2 separate regions of the Homo sapiens genome follow, and region 1 is linked to region 2. A link is a loop called in an ENCODE intact Hi-C map of the cell type or tissue named here. Cell type or tissue: K562. All regions are shown on one strand. Links, peaks and the distances in the headings refer to the core of each region. The heading gives the core; the rest is flanking DNA. Region 1 holds the start of PRAME (PRAME nuclear receptor transcriptional regulator). Region 2 overlaps ZNF280B (zinc finger protein 280B).

What was found. A loop is a pair of places that touch in the nucleus more often than their neighbours do. Peaks named below come from ENCODE experiments on the same cell type or tissue, not always from the same donor. Only the 100,000 strongest peaks of a DNase experiment are listed, where the experiment ranks them.
Region 1: it touches region 2 in a loop (2.5-fold over the local background); 4 of 110 quality-filtered maps call a loop at or near these places.

Annotation. Positions count from the first base shown.
Region 1 is chr22:22,554,483-22,564,077 of GRCh38, forward strand. PRAME (PRAME nuclear receptor transcriptional regulator) reads right to left here and starts at 4,783. Exons shown (of 6, transcript NM_206956.3): 1 at 4,489-4,783; 2 at 3,063-3,098; 3 at 2,330-2,427. The coding sequence starts at 2,350. LL22NC03-63E9.3 (a long non-coding RNA gene) reads left to right here and starts at 4,861. Exons shown (of 3, transcript NR_027426.2): 1 at 4,861-4,925; 2 at 8,381-8,490; 3 at 9,185-9,595. It also overlaps IGL. RefSeq lists an enhancer at 4,700-4,994. In K562, for the core only: no CTCF peak of the experiment used is centred there; DNase peaks (open chromatin) are centred at 3,249, 3,719, 3,899, 4,799 and 1 weaker place; H3K4me3 peaks cover 3,949 bases.
Region 2 is chr22:22,474,936-22,484,841 of GRCh38, forward strand. It overlaps ZNF280B (zinc finger protein 280B), which reads right to left. Exons shown (of 4, transcript NM_080764.4): 4 at 9,486-9,906. It also overlaps IGL. Among named protein-coding and RNA genes, the nearest start is that of ZNF280B, 29 kb to the right of the region's middle. In K562, for the core only: no CTCF peak of the experiment used is centred there; DNase peaks (open chromatin) are centred at 3,640, 3,905 and 5,476.

The DNA.
Region 1 (9,595 bases), core at 1-8,000, 79 kb after region 2:
TCACTCATCAGCTGCGGGAGACTGAGATTAGTAATAAAGGTCATTGTCAATGTCCCTAATTATCAAGCAGCTACTGGGCACAGCAAAGGCCGCAGCAGCTCTCATTCATTACCTCAAATAGCCTTCACAGAGAATCTAAAGTTCACTGTCATTTTCATTTTTAGTCTTGTAAGTCCCTGACTCTGTCTGGGGAAGAACCTGCTCAGCTCCAAGCAAGCAGGAATTGGTAGCCCTTATGTGAGGAGTTTAGAAAGAGTTTCATTTCCCTCCCTATCAAACAATCTAAGTGTTAGAAAGGGCTGATAAGCTTCACATAAACCATGGAAAAACAGGAAAACTGAGTAAGTCCAACAGTTAGGGAAGCTTCCATGGGATCCCCGCTTCCAGGAGATCCAAGGGAGGAGGAGGAACCGCGATCAAGTGTGAGTTGTGTAATCTCTGAGCTGTGCAATCTCCCTGTGAGGCAGTGACACTCCTCTGTCCAGCTTCACACTGCCAGTTTGTCCAGTGGCACTGGAGGAAGCAGCACCAGGGGCACATTTGCACAAAGGTGCTGTCCTTCCTCCCAGTATAAGGGAGAAGTGAAAAGACTGGGGCCCAGCATGACTCCTAGGGTCCAGACATGAATTGGGGAGATATTTCTGCATGTCCTGTCTACTGGTTCTTATGGTCCTTGTGGGCTGCACAGGCCAGAGTGGCCTCTGAGCTCATCAGGTGGGTGGTCTGCACCCTCCTCTCTAGTCATAGAATCCCAGTGGGGACCCCCGAAGTATCTGCACCAGGTCCTTCAGGTGTTTTTTTTGGAGTGCAGTGGCGCAATCTTGGCTCACTGCAACCTCTGCCTCCTGGGTTCAAACGATTCTCCTGCCTCAGCCTCCCAAGTAGCTAGGATTACAAGCACACGCCCCCACACACGGCTATATTTTTGTATTTTTAGTAGAGATGGGGTTTCACCATGTTGGCCAGGCTGGTCTCAAACTCCTGACCTCAAGTGATCTGCCTGTCTAGGCCTCCCAAAGTGTTGAGATTACAAGAGTGAGCCACCATGCCCAGCCTCTTTTTCTTTTTTAGAGACAGGGTCTTACTATGTTTCCCAGACTGGTCTTGAACTCCTGGGCTCAAGTGATCCACCCATTTCAGCCTCCCAAAGTGCTGGGATTACAGGCTTGTGGATACCAACAGCACCCGAGCACGGTCCCACAGTCCAACGCACTGTGCCGTCCTTGAGCCTTTAGTTCCAGCACAAGTCTCCCGGCTTCAACCCAGGTTGCATGTTCTCCCTGATCTCCCCAGGTGGCACCCAAGGATGAGGCAGTGCAATCTTGTTGCTCACTTCCCAGGACCGACACTTACCCCTAATGGCCCAAGCCCATGGGGCAGTGAGATCAAAGCCTCCTGGAGCTCATACTCTCTGACACCACTGGAAGTGTGGGCTTTTGCGTCTGATTACCCCGGGGAAAGGTTCTGAATGTAATCGTGGCTTTGGCAATAAGGTCCACAATGCATTAAGATTTTTTTTTTTTTTTTGGAGGAGGAGTTTCACTCTTGTTGCCCAGGCTAGAGTGCACTGGCACCATCTTGGCTCACTGCAACCTCCACCTCCTGGGTTCAAGCGATTCTCCTGCTCCTGTCTCAGCCTCCCAAGTAGCTGGGACTACAGATGTGGGCCACCACGCCCAGCTAATTTTTTTTCTATTTTTAGTAAAGACAGGATTTCACCATTTTGGCCAGGCTAGTCTCGAACTCCTGACCTCAGGTGATCTGCCCACCTCGGCCTCCCATGGTACTGGGATTGGGATTACATGCATGAGCCACCATGCCTGGCCTAGGGTTAATTTTTATTTTTGGAGACGGAGTCTCGCTCTGTCGCCAGGCTGGAGTGCAGTGGCATGATCTTGGCTTACTGCAACCTTCGCCTCCTGGGTTCAAGCGATTCTCCTGCCTCAGCCACTTGAGTAGCTGGGACTACAGGTGCATGCCACCACGCCCGGCTAACTTTCTGTACTTTTAGTAGACGCGGGGTTTCACAGTGTTAGCCAGGAATGGTCTCAATCTCCTGACCTGGTGATCCGCCCGCCTCAGCCTCCCAAAGTGCTGGGATTACAGGCATGAGCCACCGTGCCCGACCCTAGGGTTGACTCTCATACAAAGACAGCACGGGAAGTGAAATGCTCTTTTGTGGAAATGACCAGAAACAATAAAAGCGGCTCCTGCCTCTTCGTCTACTGTGAGGGACCTCAGGATGCAGCTCCCATCTGGCTCGAGTGACAAGGACAGAGGGGAACAGGGCTTCTCTGAGCACCTCAGACAGCTCAGGGGACCTTCTTACCCACAAACGCCTTCGTTCCATTTTGAAGCGACTTAGGCTGGCCTCAGGACCTCCAACGCTTGGATTTCTAGGTCTCAGTCACTTGTTGCCACGCACGTCTGAGAGTAATAATCAAAATGCTCCAAAAAGAAGAATACATGTATAATATTTACGAAGCAACGGCCTCCTGTGAAAACCTCCGCAAATACTGCTGAGGAAACTGACAACTGGCGACTCAATCCCGCCCTTTCAGTGCAAATCTCTGGCTCCAAACCTGAGCACCAGTGTTTCCTGGGCTGAACCAGGGGGCAGGAGGAACAACAGACCATGTGGTTGGTCACAAGTGACCCCTGTGGTCAAGGACCCTGACTACGGTCTTGCAGCGACATTTCTGCCTCTGCTCCCGCCTTCCTAGGACGCCTACGCCACTGCCTGGGCCGTCCCCAACCCCCAGCACCTTCAGAGGGGCCGAGTCCCAGAGCATCCACCGCATTACAAATGCGCACCCACCCTGGAGAGCTCCAACCACGAGCACCGCCGCCTCGGTTCAAGGCATCCTTACAGCCACAACTCCTCAACTGGGGCCAATTTTCCGGGGCAGGCGGCCCGGGGTGACCCAAGTGGCGCACATTATTTTCTTTGGTCTTCAACCCATTTCCAGAGAGAAAACAGGGACCCGGGACAGGGGTGGTGCTGGGGGCACAAGCCCAAGGTCACCCTGCGGGGAAGCGGAGGAATCAGGGCTCGAACTTACGTTTTTCCTCAGAGAGTTCACCACACCGCGAAGTTGCTGGAAGGAAAGAACGAGACAATGGCTCAGCTAAGCGCCCTAGCCGCTGCGTGGGGCGGGGGGGGCGGCGGTGGGGACCGGGGGGCTGGGCAGCCTGGTCTGACCAATCCCCGTTTCTCAGTCCTTCCAGGGCAAAATCTCACGAGATCCAGTGAGGTCGCCCAGAGAGTCGAGAGGGGCTTGTTTTCAAAGACTGGGAGGAGGAGGGGCAGTGGGGGAGGGGCAGTGGGGGGAGGAGCAGAGGAGAAGGGAGCAGGAGGAGGGGAAAAGGGGAGAGGAAGTTGGAGAGCAGAGGAGGCTGGGGGTGGGGAGGAGATGGGGGTGGGGAAGGAGGGGAGATGGGGGTGGGGAAGGGGGGGCGGGAGGAGGGTTAGGAATGGGGGAAGGAAGACAGGGTGGGGGAGGGGTGGGCATGGGGGAAGGAAGACAGGGTGGGGGAGGGGTGGGCATGGGGAAAGGGAGACAGGGTGGGGGAGGGGTGGGCATGGGGGAAGGGAGACAGGGTGGGGGAGGGGTGGGCATGCGGGAAGGGAGACAGGGTGGGGAACCGAGAAGAAAGACAGTGGGGGGGGATGGAGGAAGGAACACAGGGTGGGGTGGGGGGTCGGGATGGGGGAAGGGAAACAAAGAGTGGTGGAGGCGTGGGGATTAGGAACGGAGACAGAGGGTGGGGGAGGGGTGGGGTGGGGGAAGGGAGACAGGGTGGGGGAGGGGTGAGGATGGCGGAAGGTAGACAAGGCGGGGGAGGGGTGGGGATGGGGGAAGGGAGACAGAAGGGGGGGAGGGGTGGGGATGGGGGAAGGGAGACAGAAGGCGGGCCAGGGCGGGAATGGGGGAAGGGAAACAGGGTGGGGGTGGGGATGAGAGAAGACAGAGGTTGGGGGAGGGGTGGGGATGTGTAAGAAAAACAAAGGGTTGGGGAGGGGGAGGGAAAAGAGGCAGAGAGTGGGGGAGGGGGTGGGGATGTGGAAAGAAAGTCAGAAGGTGGGGGGTGAGGGGTGGGGATGGGTGAATACGTGATGGCTGCGGCCTTTCCCACCAGACAGTAGGGTGGGGGCAGGGTGGAAAAAGGGGGTGCGGTGGGCGAATGGAGAGGCAGTGGGGAGGCGGGGGGCTGACTGGGAGTGTGGGACGGGGTGTTCTGGGATCACGGAGACGTCCAAGTCTGGACTCTGTCCTGGGTCTGTGCTTCTGGCGACCTCCCTTTTCTTCAGTGGGATGCGGGGTGCAGGGGCCGGTTCCAGGGTCCCCTGAGCTCAAGTTCTCGCCCCACCCCGCCCCGCAAGTCTAGAAAAGATGCCCCTGGCCTTGGCTGGGTAATCTCTGGATTTACCTACTTCTGTAACCCCCCGGGCTGAAGAGACCACCCCCCGGGATTCAATTAACTTACTCTCTGGAGCGCGCGTTCCTCCCTGCTCCCGGGAGTCGGTTTCCCAGAACTTTCTGAGGCCCGCGCATGCTCCCCTCGACTCCCCGTGTTTCCACTCTCCACAGAAATCCACGCATTCACGCCCCTCCCCTCCCCCGAGCCTGCAGAGGACTCCGCCCTGCTTTCCCTACATTCAGGGCTGCTCCTTTTGTCGCCAATACAGACCTGTTGACAGGTCACGCCTGGGAAGCGGGTGGGGTGTCCCGGAGCGGTGCTGAGGCGCTGCAGGCCCGGCTTCTGGCTGCGGGGGAGCTGTACCCTGAAGCCTCGCCGGAACTCGCGTCTGGGGCCAGCAGGGGGCACTAGAGTCAACAGGGACTGTATGCAAAACCCACTTCCTCCCAGGCCCTCTAGGGGGATGGTCAGGCTTCTGCAGAGATGGGGAGGATCCTTTCCTGGTAAGGGGAGAGGGACGGGCTAGGAGCCAAGCGGAAGGACCCCGTGTTCAAGGCCCTTCAAGGGACGGGACAGGCGAGGAATCTCTTTGAGTCTTTTGAATTGTTTTATCAGTCAGGCCTGGGAAGTACTCCGCCTCCACAAACTCTGTTTTCCTGAAAGGGGTCGGGGGGGGGGACCCCAACATCTCCTGCCACAGGCTATGATGGGCATGGTGGCTAAGAGCAACAGGCCGCGTGGTGAGGCTGGCTTTTTGTGGCTCTGCCCTGCCATTCCCCGAGGCATCCCCATGCCAGTGAACAGAGCTGCGGGTTCCCAGCTGCACAGATGAATGCACGAACAAAACATAGGTCCATGCAAAGGAAGTCATTGCATTGATCCAGATTCGACCTGGGATTGTCGCATAAAACAGGGCTGATAAAAACCGTTGTGTTTTCACCTTCGAAACAGAGACTCAGCCTCCCCCTCTCTGCTTGAGGCATTCAGCAAAGGTTCGTCCTTGAGTGGCTGTGGATGCTCAAGGACTTACGATTTCTGACTTTATAAAGTTTAGGGTGAAAACAAAAAACAAAATAAGAAGACCATTGTTTTAAAGTGGCCGTTGTAGCTAATTATCTCAAGAAAGCAAACAGGCTGGTACTGAAAGTTACACAGGCGGGCGGCTCCCTGGGAGGGTTGCCCAGCTCTCCTTTTCTGAGACCTGAGCAGGGAGCAGCCAGAGGAGCTTGAAGGGATGGTGTTCAGGGCATGGGAACAGGCTGCACACATCTTCACGGAGTACGGTGCTTGTCCAGTTTGAGAAGGGAAAGAAACTGGGGCAGAGGGCTGATGAGAAGGCAGCAGATGGATAGTGCGGGATTGAAAAGGGGATCCATTTGAAGACTGGCCACCATTATTTATTTTCATCATCTGATTGCTGTTGCTCCATTGAGATCGATGCGTGGAGAACAAGTTGGGGAGTGGAACAAATGGCAGGGAGGGGAGAGAAGTGAGTGAACATGACCCTGGTCCAGCCTCATAGGACAGAGCGTGGTCATGAAGTCCACAGAGGAGGACAGGTAGGGAGGAATCATGGCATGGCCAGGTTGTAGGGCAAGAGGCAGAGAGGAGAGAGGATTGTGGAGGATGCCTGCGGAGTGCCGACTGTCAGTCGAGGCTGGTCCTTTATTTATTTATTTTTTTTTTTGAGACGGAGTCTCGCTCTTGCCCAGGCTGGAGTGCAGTGGCGCGATCTCGGCTCACTGCAAGCTCCGCCTCCCGGGTTCATGCCATTCTCTCGCCTCAGCCTCCCAAGTAGCTGGGACTACAGGTGCCCGCTACCATGCCTGGCTAATTTTTTTGTTTTTAATAGAGACAGGGTTTCACCGTGTTAGCCAGGATGGTCTTGATCTCCTGACCTCATGATCCGCCCACCTCGGCCTCCCAAAGTGCTGGGATTGCAGGCATCAGCCACTGTGCCTGGCCAAGGCTGGTCCTTTCTTTTATGGCGATGGGTGTTTGAAAGTTGCACATACCAAAATAAACTCACTATTTGTTGACCCAAAGTAAAACCCTGAGGGTATGAAAGGGAAGGGCTCATGCTTACATGGCTGAGATAAAAGCTGTCTCAGGAAGCTGGGTGTGGTGGCTCACCCCTGTAATCCCAGCACTTTGGGAGGCCAAGGTTGGAGGATCCCCTGAGGCCAGGAATTGAAGACTAGCCTGAGTGATATAGCAAGACCCCATCTATATTTTTAAAAAGGGTTGGCTGTCTCGGGACTTTTCGAAATAGCCCTGCAAGACATTCCTGTTTTGGAATCACAACAATTTAGATAAGATGCTTTTGAAAGAACACCTGCCTAGGCACAGCGTCTCCACCAATGAACTGATGCCAACTGTGGTTTTGAGTCTTCATAACCGGTGAACTGTTTGCAAGCAGCTTATTTAAATCTCTTTTTTTGCCAATACAACCTTCCCTTTGCCCTCCCCTCTTGAGATGCATATATGGCTTGCCATAGCTGAGCATCTTAGGTTATAATGCTTTTTCTCTTTTTTAATTTTTTTTTGTAAATTTATATTTATTTTTATATTTATTTATTTTTTGAGACAGGGTCTTGCTTTGTCACCCAGGCTGGAGTGTAGTGCATAATCGTAGTTCACCACTGCCTCCAACTCTCGGGCTCAAGCAGTCCTCCCACCTCAGCCTCCTGAGTAGCTAAGACAACAGGCATGCACCACCATGCCCAGCTAATTTATGTATTTACTTTATTAAAAATTTTTTTTTTTTGGTAGAGAGAGTCTCACTGTGTTTCCCAGGCTGGGCTTGAACTCCAGGCCTCAAGTGTTGCTCCCAACTCGACTTCCCAAAGTGCTGGGATTACAGGCATGAGCCACCATGCCCAGCGTATAATTTTGTATTCTAATTCCTGAATAAATTCAACAAATTTGGAGGTGTTTTTTGTCTGATGGTTCCTTTTGGTCGACAACTGGAATGGGAGAGGAACAGTGTGAGGGCAAACATCAAGTGCTTTGCTGAGCTCCGGGTGCTTTTTTTGGATAAGACACAGAAAATACAATAAGATGTCTGTAATGTTTGATTTTTTTCCAGGTTTCTTGAGGTATAATTGACAAATAAAAATTGTATGGATTCAAGGTGTACAATTCATATACATTGATCCACATATACCTTGTTTGATGATTAATCAAATTAGTTAACACATCTTTCACCCCAGCAGTCAATGTGTGTGTGCTCTGTTAGCAAATTTCAATTAATAATATAGCATTATTAACTATAGTTACTATGCTGTATATTAGAGTCTCAGGATTTACCATCTTATAACTAAAATTTTGTAGCCTTTGACCAACATCTCTCATTCCTCCCACCCACAGCCCCTGGGAACTACCATTCTACTCTGCCTCTATGAGTTCCACTTTTTGTGTTTCTTTTTTCCCTTTCCTTTAATTTTTTTTGTATTTGTTATATTACCAAACCATGTCAAAAGAGTTCCACTTTTTAGATTCCACATATTATTAGCTCGTACAGTATTTGTCTTTCTGCATCTGGCTTATTTCACTTAACATAATTTCCTCCAGGTTCATTCGTATTGTTGCAAATGGCAAGATTCCCTTCTTTTTTATGACTGATGATGTCTGTCTGCAATATTTGAAAAAAAAATGCAGATCACGTGAATGATTGTCTAATGTAATTCTATTCATGTAAAATTGTGTATGACCATAACAGTCACTCATTCATTGCTTCGAGTTCTTTACAATCGGATGCCATATTCCTGGGGCTCTGCTAGGCCTGAAATGGGGAGTAGGAGTTACAAGGTTCCTGGGATATCAGTAATTCATATTTGTGAATGTCTTAGATAAGTGGGCTAACATGTACAGAAAATGGTCACTAAAATGATAACACTGTTTGTTATAAAATACTTTTCTGTATTCTCTTGAACTTTTTTTTTTTATCATTTATTAGACTGCTTCAGCTGCCATAACAAAATATCACAGACTGGATGGATTAAACAACAAAAATTTATTTCTCACAGTTCTGGAGGCTGGGAAGTCCAAGATCAAGGTGTCAGCAAGGTGGGTGTCATTCTGAGGCATCTTCTCTTAGCTTATAGGCTGAGGCCATTTTGCGTTGTGCTCACGTGACCCCTTTGTGCGCATGTGTGGAGAGAGAGCATGGGTGCTTCTTCTTATAAGGATGCTGAAAGTTATGAGAACCCGACCCTTGTGACTTCACTTAATCTTAATTACTTCCTTAGAGGCCCCATCTCCATATACAGCCACAATGGGGATTAGGGCTTCAACATATGAATTTGTGGTGGGGGGACGCAAACACTCAGTTCATAAACATATGATTTTTTTTTCCTTGATCGGCAATGAAAATAGAGGTATCTTCATTTTGGAAAGTGAGAGTCAACCTGTGCTGAATTAGAGTGATGACAAGAGATACTTTAAGACTGCAATGAGGGAAGCAAGGGACGGGGACGCATTTGACAGTCTGTTCTGCTCTGCTCCTGGAAGTGAGAGAGGCTGAGTCGGGACTAACCTTTGCACGGATGAGATAGAGAACTGAGAGAGAAAAGTATGTATTTTTCTATGACCACCTAAAATAAACCTGGAGTTGAAGGGACCAGCACTCTCAACCTAACCATTCTGGGAATAAAAATCATAGAGACCTCGCTGATTAATGGAAACAATTTGCCTTTCGATTTTCTAAGCAGGTGAATGCAAGGAGTTTGTGAACTTTACTGCTGTTTTCGTGTTTTTTTAGGTGAAGACACTGACAGTAAGAAAAGGCAAACCACAGGTCCAAGACAAAGTGGTCAAGTCAAGAAGGAACTCAGGCTGTGTAGTCCTGGTGCAAGGCTCCTTGCCCCCAGCGTGGGGTCACACTGGCTGGCTGTGCTCCCACGACACTTAGTGCATACTGGGCTCCTGACTTAATAACACGTGTTTGAAATGGCCCCTGATTCCCAATCTGCTGCAGGATTCTGCAGATGCGCAACAGGCCACAGTGGAAGGTCTTGGAGAGAATTCAGAGTGGCTTGCCTACGTTCCCATGACCGTTTGTCTTAATGGGAGAATCACCATTTTGGAAAATTCTTTTGGAGGCCAGGCGCGGTGGCTCATGCCTGTAATTTCAGCACTTTGGGAGGCTGAGGCAGGCAGATCACCTGAGGTC
Region 2 (9,906 bases), core at 557-8,556:
GCTCAGATTTGCATAATGTGTCCCACAAATACCTAACCTTTATGCAAGAGGTGAGGAGGGCATAAAAGAGCCATTAGAGAGTCCAACACTAGCTGTGAGGCCAGTGGGCCCTTGGAACTTCAGCACCGTGGTCTAGACTCCTCTCCTCCTCCTCACTCAGTCACTGCCCAGGTTCACAGAGATTTCAGATCAGCCTTTAGAATGATTCTTCTGCCTTCTTTTGGGAGAAAGTGGGTCTAGGAAAAATAGAATGCAAATATTTTTCCAATCCATAGGGAACAATAAGAGGTATACTAGATGAAGAGTTTATGGTCAAATATTTTTTCAAAAAAAAAATCTCTCTATGATGTAATTCTGACTGATAATAGCAAAGAAAACAAGCTCCTTATTTTATATAAAAAATTTTTCTTTTTTTTTTTTTTTTTGAGATGGAGTCTTGCTCTGTCACCTAGGCTGGAGTGCAATGGCACGATCTTGGCTCACTGCAACCTCCACCTCCTGGGTTCAAGTGATTCTCCTGCCTCAACCTCCTAGGGATTACAACCTCCTAGTAGCTGGGATTACAGGCAGCCGCCACAACGCCCGGCTAATTTTTGTATTTTTAGTAGAGACAGGGTTTCACCATGTTGGTCAGGCTGGTCTCAAACTCCTGACCTCGTGATCCGCCCGCCTCGGCCTCCCAAAGTGCTGGGATTACAGGCATGAGCCAACGCGCCTGGCCTAAAAAATTTTTCAAAACAATGCAAGTTTACTACATAAAATCTGGCTTTTTTTTTTTTTTTTTTTTTTTTTAATGATGTGGTCCTGCTCTGTCATTCAGGCTGGAGTGCAGTGGCACAATCACTGCTTATTGCAGGCTTGACCTCCCAGGTTCAAGCTATCCTCCCCTACCTCAATCTCCCAAGTGGCTGGGAACATAGGTGTGTACCACCACACTTGGCTAATTTATTTATTTTCTGTACAGCCTGGATCCCCCTGTGTTGCCCAGGCTGGTCTTGAACTTCTGGGCTCAAGCTATCCTTCCTCCTCAGCCTCCTAAAATTCCGGAATTACAGGCGTGAGCCACCATGCCCGACCTAGAAGTATTTGTTTCAAGGAGCATATTTAACTACGCCGTAAAGACCAAATAGTTCAGAAGTTAGATGTTACAATTTTAGTCTCTTCTCCTACTTCTTCTTTTTTTTTTTTTTTTTTTTTTTTGAGACAGAGTCTCACTCTGTCACCCAGGCTGGAGTGCAGTGGTGCAATCTTGGCTCACTGCAATCTCTGCCTCCTGGGGGGGTCAAGCAATTCTCCTGCCTCAGCCTCCCGAGCAGCTGGGAGTACGGGCATCTGCCACCACGCCGGCTAATTTTTGTATTTTTAGTAGAGACGGTGTTTCTCCACGTTGGCCAGGCTGGTCTGGAACTCCTGAGCTCAAGTGATTTGCCCCGCCTCGGCCTCCCAAAGTGCTGGGATTACAGGTGTGAACCGCCGCGCCTGGCTGTTCTTTCACATATTTTCTCCATAGTTCAGATCACAATGTATACAAATTTTTTTCCTGCTAGTTTTCTTTCACATTACTGCAATCTATCTCTTTTAAAAAAAGTATATAGTGCAGCTATTTCAGCCAGGCACGGTGGTTCATGCCTGTAATCCCAGCACTTTGGGAGGCAGAGGCGGCTGACCACTTGGGGCCAATGAGTTTGAGACCAGCCTGGGCAATGTGGTGAAACCCCATCTCTACTAAAATTACAAAAAAATAATTAGCCGGGCGTGGGGGCCCGCGGCTGTAATCCCAGCTCCTCAGGAGGCTGAGGCAGGAGAATCTCTTGACCGCAGGAGGCGGAGGTTGCCGTGAGCCGAAATAGTGCCACTGCACTCCAGCCTGGGCGACAGAGTGAGTGAGGCTCCGCCTCAAAAAAAAACCAAACCAAAACAACAATAACGAAAAACAACAAAAAAAGTAGATTGTGCAGCTATTAAATGAAAAGTACAAAACTGTTCAGTTTCCAGGCATTTAAAATTATTTCTGGCCAGGCCTGGTGGCTCATGCCTGTAATCCCAGCACTTTGGGAGGCCGAGGTGGGCACATCACCTGAGATCAGGAGTTTGAGACTAGCCTGACCAACATGGAGATACCCTGTCTCTAACTAAAAAAAAAAAAAAAAATTATTTCTACTTTACATTTACATTAGTACAACCAAAGTATTGATGAATTATCTTACATACTCAATTTTGGATATATACATAAACATTCATTCTGTAAATTTTTATTGGATATGTTAAAAGCATCCCATGAGGCCAGCAGTGGCTCACGCCTGTAATCCCAGCATTTTGGGAGGCCAAGGCAGGTGGATCACCTGAAGTCAGGAGTTTGAGACCAGCCCGGCCTACATGGTGAAACCCTGTCTCTACTAAAAATACAAAAAATTAGCCGGGCATGGTGGCAGGTGCCTGTAGTCCCAGCTACTTGGGAGGCTGAGGCAGGAGAACTGCTTGACCCCTGGAGGCAGAGGTTGCAGTGAGCCGAGATTGCGCCATTGAACTCCAGCCTGGGCAGCAGAGTGAGACTTTGTCTCAAAAAAAAAAAAAAAAGCATCCTATGAAAAAAATGAAATTATTACCTTTTTATTCATATATTGAAATAACTTCCAAAAAGGCTTATGCCAATTGAAACTCCTTTTAATACATCCTCACTGACAGTAAACATTACAATTTATATAATATTCATCAGTACGCTACCATTGCTTTAATTCCCATTTTTGTTTTTGCTATGGAGACTAAATATTTTGCATTTATTTACCAATCAGCTATATTTATTCTTTGTGAAATGGACAGGGATTTTTTTCTTTACAACAATTTTATAATAGTGCATTAGAGATTTGTCTTAGTAATCTTTTTTTTTTTGAGATGGAGTCTGGCCCTGTCACCCAGGCTGGAGTGCAATGGTGCGATCTCAGCTCACTGCAACCTCCACCTGCTGGGTTCAAATAATTCTCCTGCCTCAGCCTCCCAAGTAGCTGGGATTACAGGTGCCCACCACCATCATGCCCAGCTAATTTTTGTATTTTTAGTAGAGATGGGGTTTCACCACATTGGCCAGGCTGGTCTCGAACTCCTGACCTTGTGATCTGCCCACCTTGGCCTCCCAAAGTGTTGGAATTACAGGCGTGAGCCAACACACCCGGCCCCCGATTTTTCTTAGTAATCTTTGGAAACACTTCAGAAATATTTTTAATTAGCCCTTTCATAATCTCAGGCTATAATTTTCCTGTTTATATGCCATAAAATGTGAACATGTTACACCGTCAAATAAAAAAAGCAAGGTGCAGAAGACTGTGCATAATATAAATCAGTTATTTAAAAAAAAGAAAAGAAAAAATAAGAAACTATCTGAAAGGCTAAAAAAAGAATCTGAGTTGTTACTTTTTCGATGTTTGAAGAATGTGAATATATTATATACTCAACATTTTAAAATAAATGAACTTTAAAAAGAATCCTCTCAAAATGGTGTCAGCCACAATGGCACACCAGAGAGTGGGAAGGCAACACAATGACCATTAACTCAGTTTTAGCTGCCTTCCTTGTATCATAAAAACTTCTAATGTTCCATTTTCCCTGTGGTAACTTCCAAGATGGCCTCCAGTGATTCCCCACCCTCTGGTATTCCTATCTGTATATGGTCCATTCCCACATAGCATCAGGGTTGCTCTGGGTGACCAAGAGTATACAACAGAGTGAAGTTATTTTACCTCCAAGGCTATTATAAAAAACATTGCAATGCCTTCCTTGTTCTCTTTTGGATCACTCATTCTGTAGGAAGCCAGCTGACATGTCATGAGGACCATATGACAAGGAACAGAGGGAGGCCTCCTGCCAATACCCAAGTGAGTTTGAAAGCCCTAGTCAAGCCTTTCACATGATATGGCCCCAGTCAACATCTTAACTGCAACCTCATGAAAGAAGCTGAGACAGCACCACTCAGTTAAGTGACCCCAAATTCCTGACCCTCGGAAACCATGAGATAACAAATAGTGGTGGTTTTAGTTGATAAGTTTGCAGTAATATATTATACAGCAATAGGTAACTAATACAGATTTTAGTACCTGGAAGGGAGGTGCTGGTGTAATACCTAAAATGTAGGAGTGGCTTTGAAACTGGGCAGTGGGCAGAAGCTAAAAAATCTTCAAGGAGATTGTCAGTGCAAGCCTTAGTAGAAAACTGGACTCTGAGAAGGCTCTGGTGTAGCTTAAAATGAAGTGAGGAACATGTTATTAGAAAATTGAGCAAGGGGTTACGTAGTTACGTAGTGGCAGAAAGTTTAGTGACTATCACCTAGTCAGGTGAAAGTAGAAAATGTACCTGAGTCATCTAATTGAGATTTCCAGCCAGAATGCTGAAAGTGCTGATTGGTTTCTTCTTGCTACTTATAGTAAAATCTGAGGGGACAGAAACAAGCTAAGGGAAGAAGTGTTAAACAAAAAAGAGCCAAGAGCCAGTACCTGCTGGTTTTGAAAATTCCCAGTCTTTCCAGATGGCAAAAGATGCTAAAATTAACTGCTCCCAAGCAAAGGTTATATCCAGGGCACTAAAGAAAGGTGCAGAAATATGAAAGATGAGGGTAAAAATCCTTTTTACTTTTTCTTTGAGACAGAGTTTCACCCAGGCTGGAGTGTAACGGCTTGATCTCAGCTCACGGCAACCTCTGCCTCCCAGGTTCAAGTGATTCTCCTGCCTCGGCCTCCCGAGTAGCTGGAGTTACAGGTGCAGGCCACCATGCCCAGCAAATTTTTTTTTTTTTTTTTTTTTTTTTTTTTTAGTAGAGACGGAGTTTCACCATGTTGGCCAGGCTGGTCTTGAACTCCTGACCTCAGGTGATCCACCAGCCTTGGATTACAAGTGTGAGCCACTGCACCCAGTCAGAGGGTAAAATCCTTTAAGGCTCTGAAAGATCAAAAATGATGCTTCAGAGTACAGTAGTCCCCTTTATCTGTGGTTTTACTTTCCATGGTTTCAGTTACCCACAGTCAATTGTGGTCCAAAAATATTAAACGGAAAATTCCAGAAATAAACAATTCATAGGTTTTAGTTTATTTATTTATTTATTTAATGACAGGGTCTTGCTCTGTCCTTCAGGCTGGAGTGCAGTGGCGTGATCTCGGTTCACTGCAACCTCTGCTCCTCGGCCTCAAGCAATCCTCCTACCTCAGTGTATTGAGTAGCTGGGATTACAAGTGCCCACCACCACACCCAACTAACTTTTGTATTTAAGTAGAGATGGGGTTTCACTATGTTGGCCAGGCTGTTCTCAAACTCCTGACCTCAAATGATCTATCTGCCTCAGCCTCCCAAAGTGCTGGGATTAGAGGCGTGAGCCACCACACTCAGCCAACAATTCTTAGGTTTTAAATTGCATGCCATTCTGGTTAGTGTGATGAAATCTAGTGCAGTGGCTCTGAGTTCCATTCAGGACATAAATCATCCCATTGACCAGCATCTCTATGCTGTGTATGCTATGCTCTTGTGGTGTTATAATATACATTGGTTTTGTCCACAGTTCATAACTCCCACAGCCCTTGTTACAGTCTTTTGTTATAATGTTCGGTGTTAGGCCTCAGAGGTAGGCTTCTGACCTTCTGCCATCCTTTTACCTGCCCCAAGGCAGGACTCTAATCTTTCTGATTGTGGGTTCTAAGACCCTCCCAAGAGAGAATCCTGCCCTATACTCTAGCGGGAGAGAATGCTTAAGTCATGAAGCTTCCATAAAAACCCAAGAAGACTGGGTTCAGGGAGCTTCCAGTTAGCTGAACAACACTTGGAGGTTCTTGGAGGTTGGCGCACTCAGGGAAGCCATGGAAGCTCCATACCTCTTTCCACACACCTTGCCCTGTGTGTCTCTTCATCTGTATCTTTTGTAATATCCTTTATAATAAACCTGTAAACGTGTTTCCTCAAGTTCTGTGAGCTATTGTGGCAAATTAATGAAATCCAAAGAGGGGGTTGTGAGAACCCCAACTTGAAGTCAGTCAGTCAGAAGTTCAGTATACCCAGACTTGGGAGTGGTGTCTGGGGGTATGGGGGGAAGTCTGGAGGACCGAGACCCTAACCTGTAGGATCTGACACTAAACTGTTCCAGGATTCCTGACACTCAGAGACTATGTGAGTTAATGTTTAAGCTGTTAGTTTTGTGGTAACCTGTTATGCAGCAACAGATAACACATTCCCTTCCCTGTTTGCAAAGCACACAATCCCACCCATCAAAAAACATGGAAAAATGGTACTAAGGTTTCGATGTGTATGTTTATACACACCCATGCACACATCCCTCAGACAGCTTTTCTGTCATTTCTGACATTGTGCCTCTTTCTACTGTTTTGGATTCTATCAATCCCTGGATAGGATCAAGGAATAACCCCATCCCATTCACATCCAAAGTTCTAAGCCATTAGCCCACATACATGAATACAGGGGAAGATACAAATGAGTCTAAGTTATAACTAGAGCAGGGGTCAGCAAACTTTTTTCTATAAAGTGTCAGGTAGTAAATATTTTAGGCTTTGCTGGGTGTATATGGGTCTCTGGCTCTAACAATGTTTTGAAAATTTAAACTTAGCCTAAAAGCCACAGTTTGCCAATGCTTGCCCTAAAGCTAAGAAAGACTTGTGTCTTAGTGGCAGTCTTGCCACACATTGATAATTGTTCTAATTTCAATCTCATAACCGGGAAGGAAAGAGTCTAAAAGGGCTAACCACTGAAATGGAATTTACTTTATTTATATGATGAATGCTTTTAAAAGACAAAATAACTCACTTATATAACATTTTTTTGAGAGAGTCTCGCTCCATTGCCCAGGTTGGAGCGCAGCAGGGTGATCTCGGCTAAGCCTCCACCTTCCACCTCCTGGGTTCAAGCGATTCTCCTGCCTCAGCCTCCCGAGTAGCTGGGATTACAGGCACACACCACCATGCCCAGCCAGTTTTTCTATTTTTAGTAGAGACGGGGTTTCACCATGTTGGCCAGGCTGGTCTGGAACTCCTGGCCTCAAGTGATCCGCCTGCTTTGGCCTCCCAAAGTGTTGAGATTACAGTTGTGAGCCACCATACCAGCATTTGAAAGAATAAAAATCACTATGGGATTAAGTAAACTCAATTGTATTTAGAATTTATCATTCTTTTCCATAGATGTTATCATGAATAATTACAATTGCAAAGTACATATAACTTTGTATGTTCCTTTCTTATTTTGCATTATAGCCAAATAAAATTGTGTACTGCAATAGCTCCTATAATCACTACTTTTGATAACTGAATACTGTTTGTAGTAGGTATATATTTAATAATTTGACTTTCAGTTTGGTTTCCAAGTTTTGGGTTTTTTGTTTGTTTTTGAGGCAGCATCTCTTGTCACCTAGTGGTACAATCATAACTCACTGCAGACCTCCTGGACTCAAGCCCTCCCGCCCCATCCTCTCAAGTAGCTGGTCAGACTACAGGTGTGCACCACCACGTCTTAATTTTTTTTTTTTGAGACGCAGTTTCACTCGTTTCCCAGACTGGATGGAGTGCAATGGTGCAATCTCAGCTCACTGCAACCTCCACCTCCCAGGTTCAAGTGATTCTCCTGCCTCAGCCTCCCCAGTAGCTGGGATTACAGGTGCCCGCCACTACGCCTGGCTAATTTTTGTATTTTTAGTAGAGACGGGTTTTCACCATCTTGGCCAGGCTCGAACTCTTGACCACATATGATCCACCCACCTCTGCCTCCCAAAGTGCTGGGATTACAGACATGAGCCACCACGCCCAGCTGGTTTGAATCCTTTGTTAAAGAAAATTAAAAAATAGGTTAGGCATAGTGGCACACACTTGCAATCCCAACACTTTGGGAGGCCAGGGCAGGAGGACTGTTTAAGCCCAGGAGTTCGAGACCAGCCTGGGCAACATAGCAGAACCCTGTCTCTACCAAAAAAAAAAAAAAAAAAAAAAAAAAAAAAACAAAAACCTCACAAAAAACAATGCTAAAGAAAGCGAATGAGATATAATGAATAAAAACAAAAATAGAGAAAACAAAACTAAAGCAAATGGGGGGTTGCTTCTTGGAAAAAGTAAATCAGAAACATTGATAAAACCAGGACGAATTAATGACAGGAAGAGGAAATACACTTTAATATTAGAAATGAGAAAGGAAGTGGGATTCCGAGTAGTTAAAACCATATCCTATCCCAAATAGAACTACTTTTGCTTCAGGAAAGGAAGGTTTCTAACAAGAAAGCTGTAAGTGCAACCAAGTAAAAACTTGGGTTAGTAAAGAAAATGATTGTCTTAATAGATGTTGTAAATTATAAAACTAAATAATTCTCTTTAAAGATTCTAAAAAATAGAAATAGAAACTTTTTTTTTTTGAGATAGAGCTTCGCTTGTTTCCCAGGCTGGATGCAACCTCCGCCTCCCAGGTACAAGCGATTCTTCTGTCTCAGCCTCCCAAGTAGCTCGGATAACAGGCATGCGCCACCATGCCTGGCTAACTTTTTTGTATTTAGTAGAGAGGGGGTTTCACCGTGTTAGGCTGGTCACAAACTCCTGACCTCAGGTGATCCACCCGCTTTGGCCTCCCAAAGTGCAGAGATTACAAGCATGCGCCACCACACCTGGCCCCAAAAATGGAAATAGAAATTATTTAAGCAATATACTTATTACCTTTAAGGGCAAATCATTTCTTATTAAAGCCAAGAACAAAGAAGCCCATTAACTCCATCTTAAATATTGTTTAGAAGTTCTGGCTGTAGTGCCGGGCACGGTGGCTCACGCCTGTAATCCCAGCACTTTGGGAGGCCGAGGCAGGTGGATCATGAGGTCAGGAGATCGAGACCATCCTGGCTAACATGGTGAAACCCCGTCTCTTCTAAAAAAAATATAAAAAATTAGCCGGGCGTGGTGGCGGGCGCCTGTAGTCCCGGCTACTTGGGAGGCTGAGGCAGGAGAATGGCGTGAACCCGGGAGGCAGAGTTTGCAGTGAGCCGAGATCAGGGGCCACTGCACTCCAGCCTAGCTGACAGAGCGAGACTCTGTCTCAAAAAAAAAAAAAGTTCTGGTGGTAGCAATAAGGCTAAAAATGAACACAAGTGGCAAAAAGGCAAAGATTATACAGTGGTACTAAATAAAAATTACAAACTAAAAATAGGCCAGGCATGGTGGCTCACTCCTGTAATCCCGGCACTTTGGGAGACCAACGTGGGCGGATCACTTGAGGCTAGGAGTTCAAGACCAGCCTGGCCAACACGATGAAACCTCGTCTCTACGAAAAGTACAAAAATTAGCTGGGCATGGTGGCACACGCCCATAGTACCAGCTGCTAGGAAGAATCACTTGAACTCAGGGGGTGGACATTGCAGTGACCTGGGATCGCGCCACTATACTCCAGCCTGGGTCACAGAGCGAGACTCTGTCTCAAAAAACAAAACAAACGTCCCATTTTACTTATGGTGGAAAAACAATACAGCAACAGCATTTTTTTCACAAAACATTTTATTACTATAATTGATATTTTACTTATAATTTTTGGCAACATTAATAAAATAATAAATTTCACCTGAAAGAACAAGCGAGCAAAATAGACAAGGAAATTCACAAAGGGCAATAACAAAATAGTAATCTTGACATATTCAATATATTTGTAAACAAAACAAAGTGACATTGCCTTAAAAATATATAGAGGTATCAATAGAAAAACAGAGAAAGCTCCTGAAAGAACTCACTATATTAATTTTCATTTGGTTGCAGGCACAGAAATTGACTCAAGCTAGCTCAATTCTAAGACAGAAGCAAAGCCCTTGATGATGATCGCTTTCCAGCTTTTTCATGAAAACCTAGGAAATTTAAATACTTTGAAGAGGAAGAAAAGAGTGGGGAGAGAGTAAAGTGCCTTTAA